Linked DNA regions of Homo sapiens: region 2 is linked to region 1. Evidence: chromatin contacts called from ENCODE Hi-C data. All regions are on one chromosome and are shown on one strand. The core of a region is the stretch at or near the end of the contact, and the rest is flanking DNA. Distances in the headings are between cores, read along the strand shown. Region 1 holds the start of CNPY1 (canopy FGF signaling regulator 1). Region 2 overlaps RBM33 (RNA binding motif protein 33).

Region 1 (7,852 bases), core at 3,116-5,615:
AGGCTTAAAGAAAGACTGTGGCATCAGCCATTTCCACTTTGGGGAGCAGGAGTGTTGGTTGGGGGGAGCCACCCCTCCGTCACGTTTGCCTTGCTGGCCTCCTGCAGCCTTGGGAGTCGGGGCTTCATCTTCCCTCAAAGGAGTGTGGGGGGCACAGCCATGCAGGAGATGCAATGTGAGTGGTGGGAGTTGCATGGGCACTAATCACTACCATCGTAATACCAGGGCTCCTGCCTTGCTTATAGAAACTGCTAGAAAATGGTTTGTTCTAGAATTGAGCCATGTTCTCTGAGGTACCAGAGAAAGTGGCCCCTGCACCCCTCTTTACTGGTCAGCAGCACCTGCTCCGGAGAGGTGCAGGGTGCAGGAGAGCTGCCACTAGCCAGTGCACCTTGGGACAGGTAGGGCCCCCATTGCAGAGCACAATGACCTCCTGCATGTCAAAGACATTTGCAGATCTCAGGCCCAACCCAGACCCGACTCAGAGTCTCCCAGGCTGGGACCTGGGTCTGTACTTCTAGCAACTCCCCACGTGGTTCTGATGTCACCTCTGCTTGTGGCCTAAAGGCCACTGGAGGAAAATCCACATTGCCTGCAGCTTTGGATGGCTTGGTTCCCATAGCCGCTCCTGCTGGTGGGGAGAGTGGCCCAGACACCCCTGGAGGAATGGAGGCACGGCATCCACCACATGCGAGCTCCTTGGAGGGCACGGGCTGGGACTCAGACCTCGGTGGCTTCCTTGGGCCTTGCTCATAACCTTGAAAATGGCAAATGCTCAGATATTCATTGATCCCTTCACCTCTAGGGAGATGCAGCCTCCTGTGGGCATGTGCAGAGTGTGGGCAGGAGGGTTGTGGTGGCGGGGCCCTGATTTGTAGCATCTGCCTATGCCTGTTGTGTAAATACTCCCACCCCTGTTGATCCGGGCTACCTGTGTGATGTCACTAGCTGTGGAGTTGGGAAGCAGCACACATGCCATCTGCTCTTGCAAGCCCCTTGAGATGGTTCCGGCACCTGAGCCACCGGAGGCTCATCTGAATCTGTCGTGACATCTACCTCCATCTCTTTCCCATTTCCAAATCTTCCTCTAAGAGAGAAAGGGAGGGAGAGGGAAGGAGACAGCCATAGTGGCAGGGGCTGGTAGGCCCAGCGGGAGGGGGCTTGCCCTCTGGCAGGCAGTGTGACCCACCAATCCCCCCATGAGGCCCCACTCCCGCCGCCTGCTCTAATAAACTCTAAACTCCTGTGATTTAAGTGAAGGTTTCAGATTAACATTTAAATTAATGCCGGACTAGAAATCTGGAGCCCAGGTCGCTGATGTGACTGTTAACTTGTTCTGTGACCTGGGGCGGAAATTTAAAATGATCTTTTCTTGTGGAGCGGCCCCTCCGAGGGGAGGTCAGGGATGGCAGGCCTGGGGGCCTCCTGTCCTGTTGGAAGCCCAGCACCTTTCCTTGCTGACGGGGCCACCCTGACCTCAAGAAGCCCTGCATGGCCACGGGGGGCGGGGTGCTGTGCCCTGGTCCTGCTACTGCCATCCCGATGCTCAGGGCATTTGGGGATGCTCGATGACAGGTGTGCACTACAAGGGGCTCTGCCTTTTCACGGCCTATCTTGGTGCTTGTGAAATGTGGGCCTGAAATGAAGGCAGCAGAACATTAAAATATTGACCCAGAGAGCCCTGTGAGCTGAGCCCACTCACCGGCCCCTTTCCACTTCTGCCGGCAAGTCCAGCCTTGAGGGATCCAGGGAGCCAAGGACACCCACAGTGACCACAGCACAGGGAGCGTCCGGGCTCAGGGTGGGGCGGCTGGGCAGGAGTCTGGGCACGGGTCTGCAGGCACAGAAAGCAGAGAGATGCCGAGGAGAGACGGGGTCCCAAGCTAGTCACTGAGCCCAAGTCAGGGATTCCAAGCAGTCAGTGGGGCCAGGAAGGGGACAGCAGGCAGGCCACGCCTGGCAGGCACTTACAGACTCATGCAACACCCTCCCTACGATGGGAGAGACTCTGGGTAGAGCCGGGTGACGCTCATCCATGGCCCAGCAGGGTTTGACGCTGGCACTTGACGGCAAGGCCACATTCTTTCTGTTGGCCAGCACTGTCCTCTGCCAGCCAGGAGGTGAGGACGCACCATCTCCAGCTCCTGGGTCCACCAGGAAGGGCTGGAGGAGGCTGTCAGGGCAGAGGCCACCTGGGCCCCTGGAGATGCTGGGCTGGGCCCACCCCGGTTCTCGGGGAACCTTCACACCCGGCTGGCGGCCATCCTCTCGGGCTATGCATTTCTCCTCTGAAGTTGGCCTGGAGGCCAGAGGCCACCCCTCCTTTGTGCTGATTGCTTTGGCCTCTGCTTCCAAGACACCATTTCCCACCATCTGCCCTCTCTCAGGAGCCAGGGTAAAGGACATCAGACAATCCCATCCCTCTTCCTCCTAATCTCGTGTGGGAGCTGGGCTCCTGCTGTCCTCAGGGGTCCCAGGCGGCCCCATTCTCAGCAGTAACATGGTCACCGCCGGCTCTTCCTAGAGGACTCCTCATCTGAGCCTACTGGGCTGTTCACCACCTGTGGGCCCGGGATTCTGGGCCCACGCTCCCCTGGCAGCCCTGGCCCTGCGCTGACCGAGATCCCCCACTGGGGAGCACTGACCATGGAGGGTCCTTTCTTATTCCATCCCAGAGGTGGAAGGTGAGTGAGTGTAGTGAACTCAAAATAGCAATGGCTTAGACAATCTGGATGCTTGTCTCCCTCTCGTAAGGGTGGAGGGTGCTGTCCCGGTCAGCACAGAGTTCTCCCCTTGCAGGCCCCAGGACCCGCCTTTGAGTTCCTCACCCTGACATCTCCCAGGCCACCCTGGTCCTGGGGCCTGAGCTGAGCTCCGACCTATAGTGGGTCAGAGAGGGCAGAGGGCGAGCACTGGCTCTTTAGGAAGATTCCAGAACACATGGTTGTAGAACCAAGTTACAGGCCCTGGCCTAGCTTCAAGGGAGCCAGAAAGGAAGTGTTTGTTCTTGGAGCTGTAAGTCCTGCTCCTAGAGAAGAGGGGCTTGCCTGTGGTCAGTAGCTTTGAGCCCCTGTGCACTGCGTCAAGTCCAAACAGTAAGTGCTGATGTGGACACCCGAGACACAGGTTTTCATGCCTCTGCCATGAAAACTTCCTTCTCCTCCTGGAAGCCTCAGAGAGACAGGCTACTCTGTCAGAGACCTCCAGGCCCCAGAGGAGCCCAGTACATCGTTAGATGTACTGCTCACTAACAGGTAATCATAGTGATCAATGATCTCATACATGGATTGAAGGTCACTGACCCCTAAGAGCAGGGTAGGGAGGGAGCGCGGGCTGTGTGCCTCTGAGGACTGAGTGCCATCTGTGTCCTCAAACAGTGGCTCGGCTGCTGATTTCTGTAGTACCTTGGGTAAGGGAGACACCTGGGAAAGTCTCTCCATCTCTCCAAGCCACGTCCGTGAAATGGGGATAGTGCTGGAATCACCACCACAGGGTCCTGGAGTCCACAAGGGCACGACACGTGGAATGCAACACCCAGCAACACCTAAAGGCAGTGAACATGCTGGTGTTCCAGCTTCACGCCCACAACTGGCCTTTGTCCTCATCCACACAGCCTGTGCCCTCAGTGCCCGCATTCGGACACAGGATGAGAAGGGAGCACTAAACGCAATGTCACCTGTGCCAAAGTCATGTCCTGGGCAGAGAAAGGCTATGCTGTTCTAACAGGGACCAAAACACAGACAGAGGGAGAGTGACTCAGATGGAAGCTTTGGGTCTCGTTTCACAGCCAGGGGAGCGGTCCACATGGGCAGGCGGCCTCTGCTCCGTGGCCATTCAGGACACTGACATCGCTGTCTCTTTTCTCCCACATCCCTTTGGGCTGGTCCTGACATGCTGACTTCCAACCACAGAGAGGAAAGCCAGAATCAGTTTTCAGTTCAGCAAATGAGGCCGATATTGGAGGCATCACCTCATTTATCTTTTATTTGTGAGAGTTCAGACCCTAAGGCACAGCTCAGCCGCCTCCACTGGGCAGCCACAGCCTGGGGAGAAGGGATTTTAGGGGACAAAACCAGCTACATTTCCCATAAAAATAAATTTCAGAGAGTCCCCTTTGACTTCAAATCCAGCAAAAATGTATCTTTTGGAGGAGGGCCCAGTTTTGACCCACTTTTCCCACAGTGCAGAAGCTACTTGGGAGTAATTATGACAACCCAGAGGGGCTTCCAGAGTCCTGTGGACTCAGAGGATGAGCATCTGCAGTGTTTCAGGAAAGCACCTGTAGTCCCAGTGACTCAGGAGCCTGAGGCAGGAGAATTGTTTGAACCTGAGAGGCGGAGGTTGCAGTGAGCTGAGATTGCACCACTGCACTCCAGCCTGGGTGACAGAGCAAGACTCTGTCTCAAAAAATAAATAAATGAATAAATAGGAAAGCACATTTGAAGGCTGCACATGGTGGCTGATACTTGTAATCCCAGCAATTCAGGAGGCCAAGGTAGGAGGATGGCTTGAGTTCAAGACCTACCTGGGCAACATAGTGAGACCCCCCGTCTCTTAAAAAAAAAAAAAAATTAGCCGGGTGTGGCGACGTATGCCTGTAGTCCAAGCTACTCGGAGGTGGAAATGGGAGGATGGTTTGAGTGTGGAAGGTTGAGGCTGCAGTGAGCTGAGATAGTGCCACTGCACTCCAGCCTGGGCAACAGAGTGAGACCCTGTCTCAAAAAAAAAAAAGCACATTTTAAATGTAAAAGTAAATTGTATATGGTTTTGAAAACACAAAGTACAAAAGGGAACATAAAAAAAGTCGTCTCTGTCTCACTGTCTTTGAAAACTCTGCAGAGGACAAGAGTCCTCCCCAGGTCCTGGGCACGTCGGCACTGTCCCTGTTCTAGCTAGAGGGTGGCACAGAGGAAGCCACTCCACAGGCCCGGCTCTGGCTCGCCTCCTCCTCTGATCACAGCTGTTTTGTGTCTTGTTTAGCGTGCAGGGCGCTGATGGACGAGATAGAGCACGACATCACCAAGGCTCGGCAGAAGAAGACCAAGGTGGGATCCTTCCGAATCAATCCCGATGGGACTCAGGAGAGGAGAAAGGTAGTGGAAAAGATATTATGTGCCAGTGTATAATTGCGGATATGGGCAATTACCAACCATTTATCCAAACAGCAGTTGGTCTTAATCTTCTAACCTTTCTCTTGTTCAGGGTATCAGCTCTAAATTGCTTCTGAGTCCTGGGGGACCCAAAGTAATCTTTAAGCTTGAAATTGAAGTATCTCTCTCAGCACCTAAATTTTGTGTCTCGTCAAGTCGAAAGACATTTCGGCACTGTTCTTCATCAGAATAAAAATAGCGCGTCTGTGGTTCTTGGTGAGGCCAGCAGGGGGCCCAGAAGAGGCTAAAGGGGCGGCCTAGAGACACTCAAAGCAGAATAGTCCTCTCCTGGGTACCACACTCCCTCCCCCACTGCAAGATGTGCAGATTTCTAGTTGGGGGTGCAGGTTGTAAGACGCACTTTCTGGAATAGACCGGACAGTTGGCTATGGAGAAGGAAGAAACGTTCTTGCACAACCTAGAGAGGGGCTCCCCCTGAGGATCAGAGGCAGTGAGTGGGGCGCTGGAAGGGTGGAGTCTAAGACACCAGGCGGGACCCATTAGGGGACACCTTCCCCTCTGAGCCCTCAGGTACTAGGTGCCCAGAACACATAAGCCAATTTCAGCATCATTCTAAGAGAAATATTATTAGAAAGGTGTTCCCCAATATCATCCAACTCACTCAAAGCTAAACAGAAGTGGGTCTGGATTTCTTGCAGCTTTCTTTTGTTGTGATGCACTGCACCTGTCTTAAATAATGCAAACTAGGCTGTCTGTGTGGGGTCCGTGTCTTCCTGGAGCTGTGTGCCCATCCGAAGAGGACAGGGCAGGAAAGGAGAGTCACAGACAGGTGCCGTGGTTGAACTGTGGGGCTGTGACAGGCAGCCCTTACAGAAAGTACCTCAGGCTTCTAATGCGCCTCAGTTATGAATGAGGGAGGAATTTCCATCCACAGGTCAGTACCTCCCACAGGAGAGGGCTGGGCTCTCAGGGGTCCCTTTTGGGTTCGTTGCCTCCCCAAAGGCACACTCAAGGATGGATCCTTCAAGAGCCGTGTCTGGCAAGTCCACCGGAGGGACCCCGTGCAGGCCCACTGGCTGCTCTGCTGCAGGTCTGACGCCTGCACCCCGGAATCTCAAGGTCCTTTGTGGTCACCTGAATGCAGGACATGTGCCTCCATAAAATCCAGTACAGTCCTGGTCCCTGACACCAGCCGGGAGCTGATTCCCACTGTCAAGCAGGGCCAGGGAAGATGTGAGTGCCTGTCTGTGTGTGCATTGTGTCCACATGTGTAATGTGGGGGTGTGTGCCAGCCAGCATAGCTTTGAAGATAAGCTGAGTCTTAATATTTTGATAACTTCAATCTGGGCTATCAGACACATCATTAGTGCTCCTGGGCCAGCAGAAAGGAAGTCTTTCTCTACAGGCCCAACAAAGGGGAGCCAAGGAAATGACCGCAGAGCCCTGAGGAAGGGGCTGGAAGGGGAGGAGCCGGGTGGCCCTTCTTTATTGACAGCTGCTGGGCGACAGCCTTTAAGTGATTTTCTAGTCCTGACAATGACCCTGCAGAAAGAATAGCATCTCTGCATTACTGATGAGAGCGGGGGGAGTCAGGCCAAGTGGCCGCAGCTCCCACAGCGGATGGAGGGCCGTGCAGGGACTGGGATGGCAGCACCTTGTACCTTCCACCCTCCTCAAATTCACACTGCATCCTTGAGTGATGCGACCCAGGAGTCCACGTTTGGGGGTCCTGAGCCTTTCCAGTGTGTCTAATCCCAGAATGGAATTAAGTTTGCCTGGAGAAAATGGGCCACACCCTCCCCTGCTTTCTGTTGTCTTGGAGGATGTTCCACTTCAAGGCGATCAAGTTGAAATAGCTTTTCCGATTTTGCCAGGAACACTTAGTCTGCAAAGCAACTGAAAGCAGCTAGACGGCTACATTCACCAGTGTGCCTAAGGCAATCTTAGAGTCGCAGCTACAAGGAGCTGGTGCTGATCTCAGGTGATCTTTCTGCCCAGGGCTCCTGCTCAGCCAGAAGTAGCCCAGGCCAGCATCACACGGAGACTTCTCTCTGCAAACATGGTGCACCCTGTAGGCGCGCGGGTGGGTTCCTCGTGTTGGAGAACTCGTCTTTAAAGCCCTTGTGTTGGAGAACAGCATGGCCTGGCGGTGGGTGTGTGGCTCAGCAGTTCCTGCTTCTGGCTAACTCACAGCAGAGTGACCCCCTCACGTCCCAGCACTCTCATGCTTCAAAGAGCTCCACTGTCTTCCCCTGGAAACTTCTAGAAGGTCTCTCATCCTTCCCACTTAGAAAACTCTTCCTTGCTGTGATTCACATTCCTGTGGCATTGTTTTCTTCCGTCAGCAGGCTACTTGGCCAAATTCGGAAGTAGGGGATCTGGCAGTGTGAAGTCAGCTCTGCCCTTGCTCTGCTTGGACTTGGATGGGGGCCAGGCTGGTGTTACTGCGGGGGCTACTCTCCTCCTTCCACCCAGCAGCTCACAGAGCACGTGCTCAGCTTGGCCTTCAGTGAAGAACAAAAGAAGGCACACAGCTGCCAAATGAGAGGGGTCTCGGGCCCCCATTGTCCTGCCTGGAGGAGTCTTGAAGCCAGAGGTGTTCCCAGCCCGGCCCGGCTGGCCACAGAGCGGCAGGACCCCTTGCCTGCTTTTTTCTCCTTTCTGGACCTCAGTCAGGCTGGAAAGAAACACAGGCCGTGTCTTCAGAGCTGAGGGTGCTGATGCCACAGGGTCCTTGGAGA
Region 2 (7,852 bases), core at 3,373-5,872, 220 kb before region 1:
TATTTAAGCATTATTAGTTTTAACACAAAATGAGTCCAGGCGGACATTTGGAACACACTAATTGATTTTCCTTTCTAGCTCCCTGGCAATTTGTCTTACTTATCTAGATAATCTACTCCAAAACAGTGCTTTACTAAATCATTCCCAACAGCAACAGTTACATCTTCCAAGCCTAGTGTTAAGGCCTCCCATCATCTGGCCCCATCAGCTGCCCCAACCTGCTCTGGGAGACCGGGTAGCAGGTACCCTTGGATAGAGACATCTCCTCTTCTCACGCCTTCTTATCAGGTGATTTTTAATAGGGACCCCCATGAATTTTTTAAGAACAGGACTCATCACACCAGAGGAAACTGTTTAGTATGGGGGCCCCACAGCCCACAGTAGGCAATGGCCCCTAGTCTACCATCTCTGTGCATCTGGCTGGGCCATGGTGAGGGCAGTGGTGCCTGGGGCAGACATCAGCATAACGTGGTCACATTTTGTACTTTAAGAGTTTGTGAACACCAGTCTTAAACAGTGGTATCTGAAATGAAGTCGCCACCCACTGGCCTAAAACAATGCCAGTGAAAAAGAAATGAATTTATGAAGATTGGCCAAAAGAAATGATGAATCCAGTAAAGATTTACAGAGGAAGTGTTTGCAAAGCGAAACTTACATCTAGTCCTCAAATCTGCTGCCTGAGGAAGAGGGGGAGCTGCTTTCTGCTTTCTTAAGCCTTTAGGATCTAGAGCTGGGAGGGGCAGGCAGGAGGAGAGCACAGCCATCTGTGGATCTGTTCAGTGGCGCTCTGTGAACTCTCAAGCAACTCAAAGCTCTAGAGTCTGGTTCTTCTCAATTACCTCAGGACACAGTCAACTTAGTACCTGCTGTCTGGAGCACGCACAGGAGCCCCTGACTCCTTTTTTTTTTTTTTTTTTTTTTTTTTTGGAGATGGAGTCTCGCACTGTTGCCTGGGCTGGTGTGCAATGGCAGGATCTCAGCTCACTGCAACCTCCACCTCCTGGGTTCAAGTGATTCTCCTACCTCAGCCTCCCAAGTAGCTGGGATTATAGGCACCCATCACCACGCCCTAGCTAATTTTTTGTATTTTTAGTAGAGACCGGGTTTCACTATGTTGGCCAGGCTGGTCTCAAACTTCTGACCTCATGATCCGCCTCTGCCTTGGCCTCCCAAAGTGCTGGGATTACAGGCATGAGCCACCGCACCTGGTGCCCGATTCTTCTAAGAACAGGTGTCCCTGGGCAGGTCCTGGCATGGGCACCAGCAAACACTGTCCTGAAGGACTGCATTCAGCAGGCACTTTTGGTGGCCAGAAACTATTTGCTGTGTCTGAGCTTCTGTTCAGTGAAACAGAATAGCTAGAGAAAATAACTAACTACCAGCACATGATCCCTTGAAAATACTGAGGCACATGTGGCCATTTCATTTTAAAGCATGTCAAAGAGCTACAATGGAAGCAAACAGCTAAAAAACATCAGTGACTTGGAAAGTGTTTTAAAAAGTTACACTGTATATGAAATAACTGCTCTCCATTTTAATAACTATAGAATGTCTATCAGTAAACAAGACTAGCAGAGCTCTAAAAGAATACTCAAACACTCCCGAAAAAGGTGTCTTCCAGTGCTTCTACAACAGCGTTTACACAGAAATACAAAGGTTCAAGTCTCCAAATTCAAGGGCATCAAGAAGGCCTGCGCACAGGCTACCCCAGAAGCATCGGCCCTGGTCTAGGGACATCACTGAGACAGGCCAGCAATGAGGCAGCCCACTAGGCAGTAACGGAATTGGTCTGTTTTTTTCTGAAACAAGTTCAGTAAAATATCAGACTTTCTCCCTTCTTTCTGAAATAAAAAATGAATACAAAAGAAATTTGATAGTTTCACTTGTCATTAAGTTAACAGGAAAAGTAAAGCCCCACAACGTGGTCTCCTGGATACATTCTCAGCAATATGGCTTGCAATATGGCTTTCTGGACTTTGAAATTCCGCCTGTATTTCTTGACAGAGACCTGTTTTCTCTCCCAATCTGCCAGACTCATATTTCAGCATGCACCCCTTTTGTGTATTAGCCTGTGAATGATACTCAGTCACTGAAACAATAGAGCAACTTCCAAAGAGAAAATCCTATCTGTTCTGTTCCCAGGTAAGGGGCTGTGTGGAGTGAGTGTCACTTGTCCATCCCAGCCTAACCCTAACCCTAACCTAACCCGAACCTAAACCCTAACCCTAACCTAGGTTAGAGCTGCTGCAGCCGTGCCTCCGGGGTTCTCTCCGTTCTTCCGGCAACAGCACCAGCATGCTCAGTGCTCCAGGATCCTGGGGGGTTTAAACAACACTCAAAAGTGACTGAAACAGTTTCACACAACAGCTGCCAATACTGCAGCAGAGCTTACTGTGAGAACTACAATAATGGACCTTCTCTAAACTTATCTTGTCTAAAAATATAAAAATTCCTTCATTAAGAATGGATAAGGAAAATTTCATATATCATAAAACAATGATCAACATTCTGCAATTCACAGATAGAATCTGGATTTTGGAAGTACTATACTCAAGTGAGGGCCTGTCTCCACAAAAAAAAATCAAAAATTAGCCAGGCCCAGTGGTGTACACCTCTAGTCCTAGGTACTCAGAAGGCTGAGGCGGAAGGATCCCTTGAGCCCAGCAGGTGGAGGTTGCAGTGAATCATGATCACAGGATCATACCACTGCACTCCAGCCTGGGTGACAGAGCGAGACTCTGTCTCCCAAAAATAAAAAATAAAATAAAATAAGAAAAAAGAAAATATCATGCAGTTCTTTTGGGAAATAACATTTCTAGATATATGTGGTGACTTTATTTCCTTTGGGCAATTTCACAATGTGAAATGAGGGTATCAGGCTGCCAATCATACAATATTTGGTATCAGGTTTTACTTGTAATCTACGTAGCTTAAAAACCTCGATTTGATTGAGAAGCTATCCGTGAAGAAAGCATTAACTTCCAGTGAGATTCTTCAATCAGAGGAATGCCTTGGTTTTCAGTCACTCAACATAATGAACAAGCGTGCTGCCCTAAAATTTGCTTCCTGTCTACCCTCTCTCCTTACATTTTTGTACCTTCTTTCAGAAATAAACCCTGTTTTCTAGATACAAAATTGTAGAAATTGTCAATATTCAACCATTTTTGACCTACCAAAATGACAAGTATTCGTGATTTATTAGGAGCAGAGGAAAAGAAACTTTCCAGTGAAAGCTTAAAGACATGGTCGCCAGCTTCCACTGTGAAAATATACACGTCTACACACCTGAGCAACACGCTATCATAGAGTTAAAACTTTTCTTCACCCAGAACAAACCACAAGTTAGAATTTGTCTCAAGTCTACATACTGACCTATGTAAGGACCTCCTTCTTCACCCCCAGCCCCCACATAACGTACTGGCAGGGAGAGGGGAAAGCCTGGCACACCAGCTCTCACCCTGATTGGCTTTTCATTTTTCAGAGACATCTTCAGACAACTTCTGAGGAAATCTCACTGGGCTACTAAATAAGTAGCAAATGCAAGTTAAAAGAATACACTTCAGCTGGCAGCTTCACACATGTGTACCCAGCAATCCCATCCAGAACCGTAAGATCGAATCAACAACCATGCCACCTGGCAGCGAAAAGCTTCCATGTTGTTCAGAACCCGCCTCTTTTCCCCATGAAAAGTTCTTCCTCTTTTGAGGAAGAGTCTGTGCATGTGTGTACATGTCTGTGCATGGCTGTGGTTGTGTGTGTGCATGCATGTATAAAGATAACTAAAATGTTACAGGATTACAACTGATTCTGCAATCCTAAACACCAAGCTCTTTTTCTCCCTCTGGCCAACAATTCTAGCACCTTAAGGAATCACTTAAAGGAAAAAAAAAAAAAAAAAAAGGTATCAGCTGCTTTTAAACACAAGTCAAACTGCTTAAAATAGGCCCAATTTATAAATCATGAGAGATGTAAATTCTTGAGCCCCACCCTAGAGCAGAGTCTGACACTAGAGCGGGTGGGGGAGGCACTCCCTGGCAGGAAGGGCCGAGAGCCCCTGCAGAGCCTCAGTGAGCCTGCTAAGCATTTCTGTATGGAACGGTGTGCAGGACTGGCCCATGGGGCTCCCCTCTACACACAGGTCATTGTGTGACCAACCTCCTGTTGGAAATAGGGCGCCTGAAGCCTGCACACGATTCCAGCGGTGGGCTGAGTGGTAAAGAAAGGTTCACAACAGTGCTCTGGGCAACTCCAGCCCGCACCGAGTTTTCTGCCCCATTTCAAGTTTTCATCTATTATCATAACATGCTGGGTCTTCCTGGACACCAATTCTGGCACTTCCCCTGAATTTCAACGTTTGGGCTCTCCTGCACATCCCGGGCGCGTTGCTCCTTTTGCTCTGGTTTAATTTTAAAACGTCTCCTGACCTCTCCTTTTCCCTTTTCACTCCTGGTTGTCCCATCTTCCCTGTCTTACGCATGCTTCTCCTCTAAAGCACAGACAAGCTCTGTGTTCTCACACAGGTCTCTTCAATCCTCCTCCTCCTTTTGGAATGATTAACAACCGTGTTCTCAGAACCCTGTGGGAGAGCCTCCAGTTAACTAGCTTTTCCGTTGTGGCTTCCCATCATGTGCCCACACACATCTGTTCTTTAAGCCTGTGACGTGGGCTTTTCTGGAATCCGTGTCTGACACTGCTTAGTGTTTTCTTTCTCAATTGTCCAAACTTCAAAACAACTCAGCTGCTCACTCAAGATTCCAACATTTTCTACTTCACCAACCAGGCCTTCCTGCAGTCAGAACCAGACGTAAAGGGGCTGTCTTCTCGGTGATCCACTTTATCTTAGAAGCAGAAGCAGAATCAGTCAGTCAGACGCCGAGATGATCCCACCTTCCACCGAGTTCACAGGGCCTCCATGGTGGGCTGAGATCCGCTCTGCAAAGGGCAGATTCTTCTCTGAGCGGTACTCTCTACATTTCCATGCCTACCCCCAAATCAGCAGCGTCAGGGAGAGGCTTCTGCACTGCATCTCCGAGGGCTCTCCTCAGCAGCCTCTGGGGGACGGCAGCCCCCCTGGCCTTGGGAGCAAAGCTGACTCGGGAGAAGTCGGTCACTAGGGCCCAGCCAGGGAGGCTGTGCGCCCACTCCCCTTCTTCCCGCTGCTTTAATGTGCTTTCCCGCAAGAAACACAGATGACGGTTTCTTGCTTCTTTCAGTTCCTTCCAGATGACACCCAGGAAGAACGAAAGAGTTCCTATGTGGTTTATGAGTAGACAGAAAAAAAAAATATCTAGTCTTCGAAGAATCAAGTTCTTGTCAAGTTACAATTTCTGAAACATGGTTACAGTTCGAAACTTTTTGGAAGACCATCTTCTGGTTATGACATTTCTACGAAATCTTCTCATTCTTCCTCACTGAGTCTATAGATAAATGTCTTTGAAATGGACTTTCTGGAGAGGCTTATTAATGTAGTTTAAGGAAGTAAAACACTAATCTGAGAACAAAACTGGCTACCACATCACTGCTACACTGAGAAAAGTTCTCAAATTCCATGGGTTTAAAAAGTATAGTTAACATGCAGTGACAGCCGGGTGCGGTGGCTCACACCTGTAATCCCAGCACTTTGGGAGGCTGAGGCGGGCGGATCACGAGGTCAGGAGATCAAGACCATCCTGGCTAACACAGTGAAACCTCGTCTCTACTAAAAATACAAAAAATTAGCCAGGCGTGGCACGCGTCTGTAGTCCCAGCTACTCGCGAGGCTGAGGCAGGAGAATCGCTTGAACCCGGGAGGCGGAGGTTGCGGTGAGCCCAGATCGCACCACTGCATTCCAGCCTGGGCGACAGAGCGAGACTCCGTCTCCAAAAACAAAAACAAAAAATAACATGCAGTTACTAGAATCTTCTAAAATTAAAAGGCCCAAAGGAATGAATATAGGTCCTCCTGGTGTAGACACCACCTGGCATTACACCAGTGAACACTAGGTGGTGCCATATCCCAAAGAGACAGAGACTCGACACTATTCCAAAACATTTAGGATAAAAAATATTTGTGGCTCACGCCTGTAATCCCAGCACTCGAAGGAAATGGAAGCAAATGGAAGGAAAAAGAGACCATTTAAGAGGTCTATACAAACCCACGGTACAAAATGCAAAATTCAATTTAAAAGACAAGACAGAAATTAGCTGGTTTGGCAATGACTCCAAGCATATTCTCACAATGTAGGCTCTGAGCCTCACTCAATGCTGTGAGAAGCAAACAGTACTTGCTGTTCAGGTATGGATCTTGACAACTCGATCACACTCAAAAATATTCAAGAAAATGATCAAGACTACACAGGATGAAGCAAAGTCCACAAAAGTAGCAGGTGACATATGAAAACAACAGTGCAACCCTTCTGCCCACAGGGAAGTGCAGATCGCCCCAAAGACAGGAGGACCAGCAGGACACTGGGCCACACACGTGAGGCCTCGCCAAGCGCACCCATCTGTGGCTCACAACAGACTAGGCTCAGGGTTTTTTCATCTGGACTCACTGCTACACAGTTACTGGACCAGAATTCTCCATCACCATTTATTTTGAGAATCTCAGATTAGGATAACCACATTTTAATCCATCTAAAATGCTCTAGTGTCTACCGTGTTCCTGCAAATTAATCCAGATTATGATCAATTGTTTTGAAATATCCTTAAACATACACTGTACGCTTCTAATAGCTGATGAAGTATTCCTAACTGCACCACTAGGGAGCCCGCTCTATCACAAACAGAAGCCAAGGCTTTGGGTTAACTTTCCATTACTACACACCAATAAAAATGAAACCTATCTCCCCAGGAAGCCAGTAATGAAGATGGCAGCAATTAAACCCAAGTAACATGTATGTTTCTGGAAGAGTTTTCATCTATTCATTTTTAGGAACTGTCAACAGCAGATGGAGATCTAAAACATGTACATTAATTACCCGTATCAACCCTAGTGTTAACATGTTTCCAAATCCACCCATGAAGCTAGAGGCTGTAAGAGATTCTTGAAAGAAAGCACTTTGGACTCCTCAGAACTCTGACATGTACTCTGTGCATCCAAAAATGTCTTATTTCCAAAGTGCTCTGCCCCCAGACACACCAGATCCCACCACGGGACGCACGGTGCGTGGCAATGGCAACAATGGGCACCACAGGTGGCACCTGACGGGGAGGCCAGAAATCGGACTGAACAAGCAGGTAGCTTCTTCGCTGGGTCAGCCTACAGAGACCAGGAGTTTCCGTGGAAAACCCTGTTTCCAGTGGACCTGGAACTGTGTTCCTTTTCATGCATCTCATTTGCAGCCAGCTCAGCAGGCATGTTTCAGCATTAGAGTTAGCCAGCTTTAAATTAAGAGATGAAGATACAATCCAAGATACTGTCATATTTGTAAAATCTAAACCAAGTCACAGCTATTTAGCACATGAAGCTATTTCTGGAAAGCAAGGAAAAGAAGGCTAAATACTTTAAAATGTAATGTTATTACAAATAAAACAAGTCATTTGATAGAACAAAAAATTTTGTATGTATGTGTGCAAGTGTGAACCTTCTATGACAATTAAAAGGATCTCAAAGGATAATCTGTTCAGCTGGGGTATTTATTTCTTAAAATTTATAACTAAGAATCTGAAAATTTCAAAATAAACGTTTGAGGCAAATGTTCTGATACTAAGTATGCACAACAGGTTATTTGTCTTACTTCCCAAGTATTATTTTAATATGAAGTAGCCAACACAAAGGGCACTGTGTTTTAAATCAAGAAATGATTTTGTCTTGGGACACAACTACCCGTGGCACAGATGCCACCCCCAGGCGGCTACCTGAATGGGTCCC

What was found. Hi-C counts contacts between places; a loop is a spot of excess contacts on that map. Pooled maps may share reads with other maps.
Region 2: a map of HepG2 shows a loop between it and region 1 (21-fold over the local background). The contact joins the enhancer-like site here to the promoter of CNPY1 in region 1. A Hi-C loop is called at or near these places in 1 of 168 maps with a recorded cell type or tissue (HepG2), 2 of 37 single-sample maps with no recorded cell type and 4 of 50 pooled maps.

Annotation. Positions count from the first base shown.
Region 1 is chr7:155,543,072-155,550,923 of GRCh38, reverse strand. It overlaps CNPY1 (canopy FGF signaling regulator 1), which reads left to right and starts at 4,365. Exons shown (of 5, transcript NM_001393663.1): 1 at 4,365-4,495; 2 at 4,981-5,093. The coding sequence starts at 4,995. RefSeq lists an enhancer at 2,249-2,750.
Region 2 is chr7:155,766,643-155,774,494 of GRCh38, reverse strand. It overlaps RBM33 (RNA binding motif protein 33), which reads right to left. Exons shown (of 18, transcript NM_053043.3): 16 at 7,840-7,852. Among named protein-coding and RNA genes, the nearest start is that of SHH, 42 kb to the left of the region's middle. RefSeq lists a silencer at 5,880-6,073. Within about 2 kb of position 4,622, at least 2 of the 41 ENCODE cell types and tissues checked have a DNase peak (open chromatin) inside an H3K27ac peak, as active enhancers do.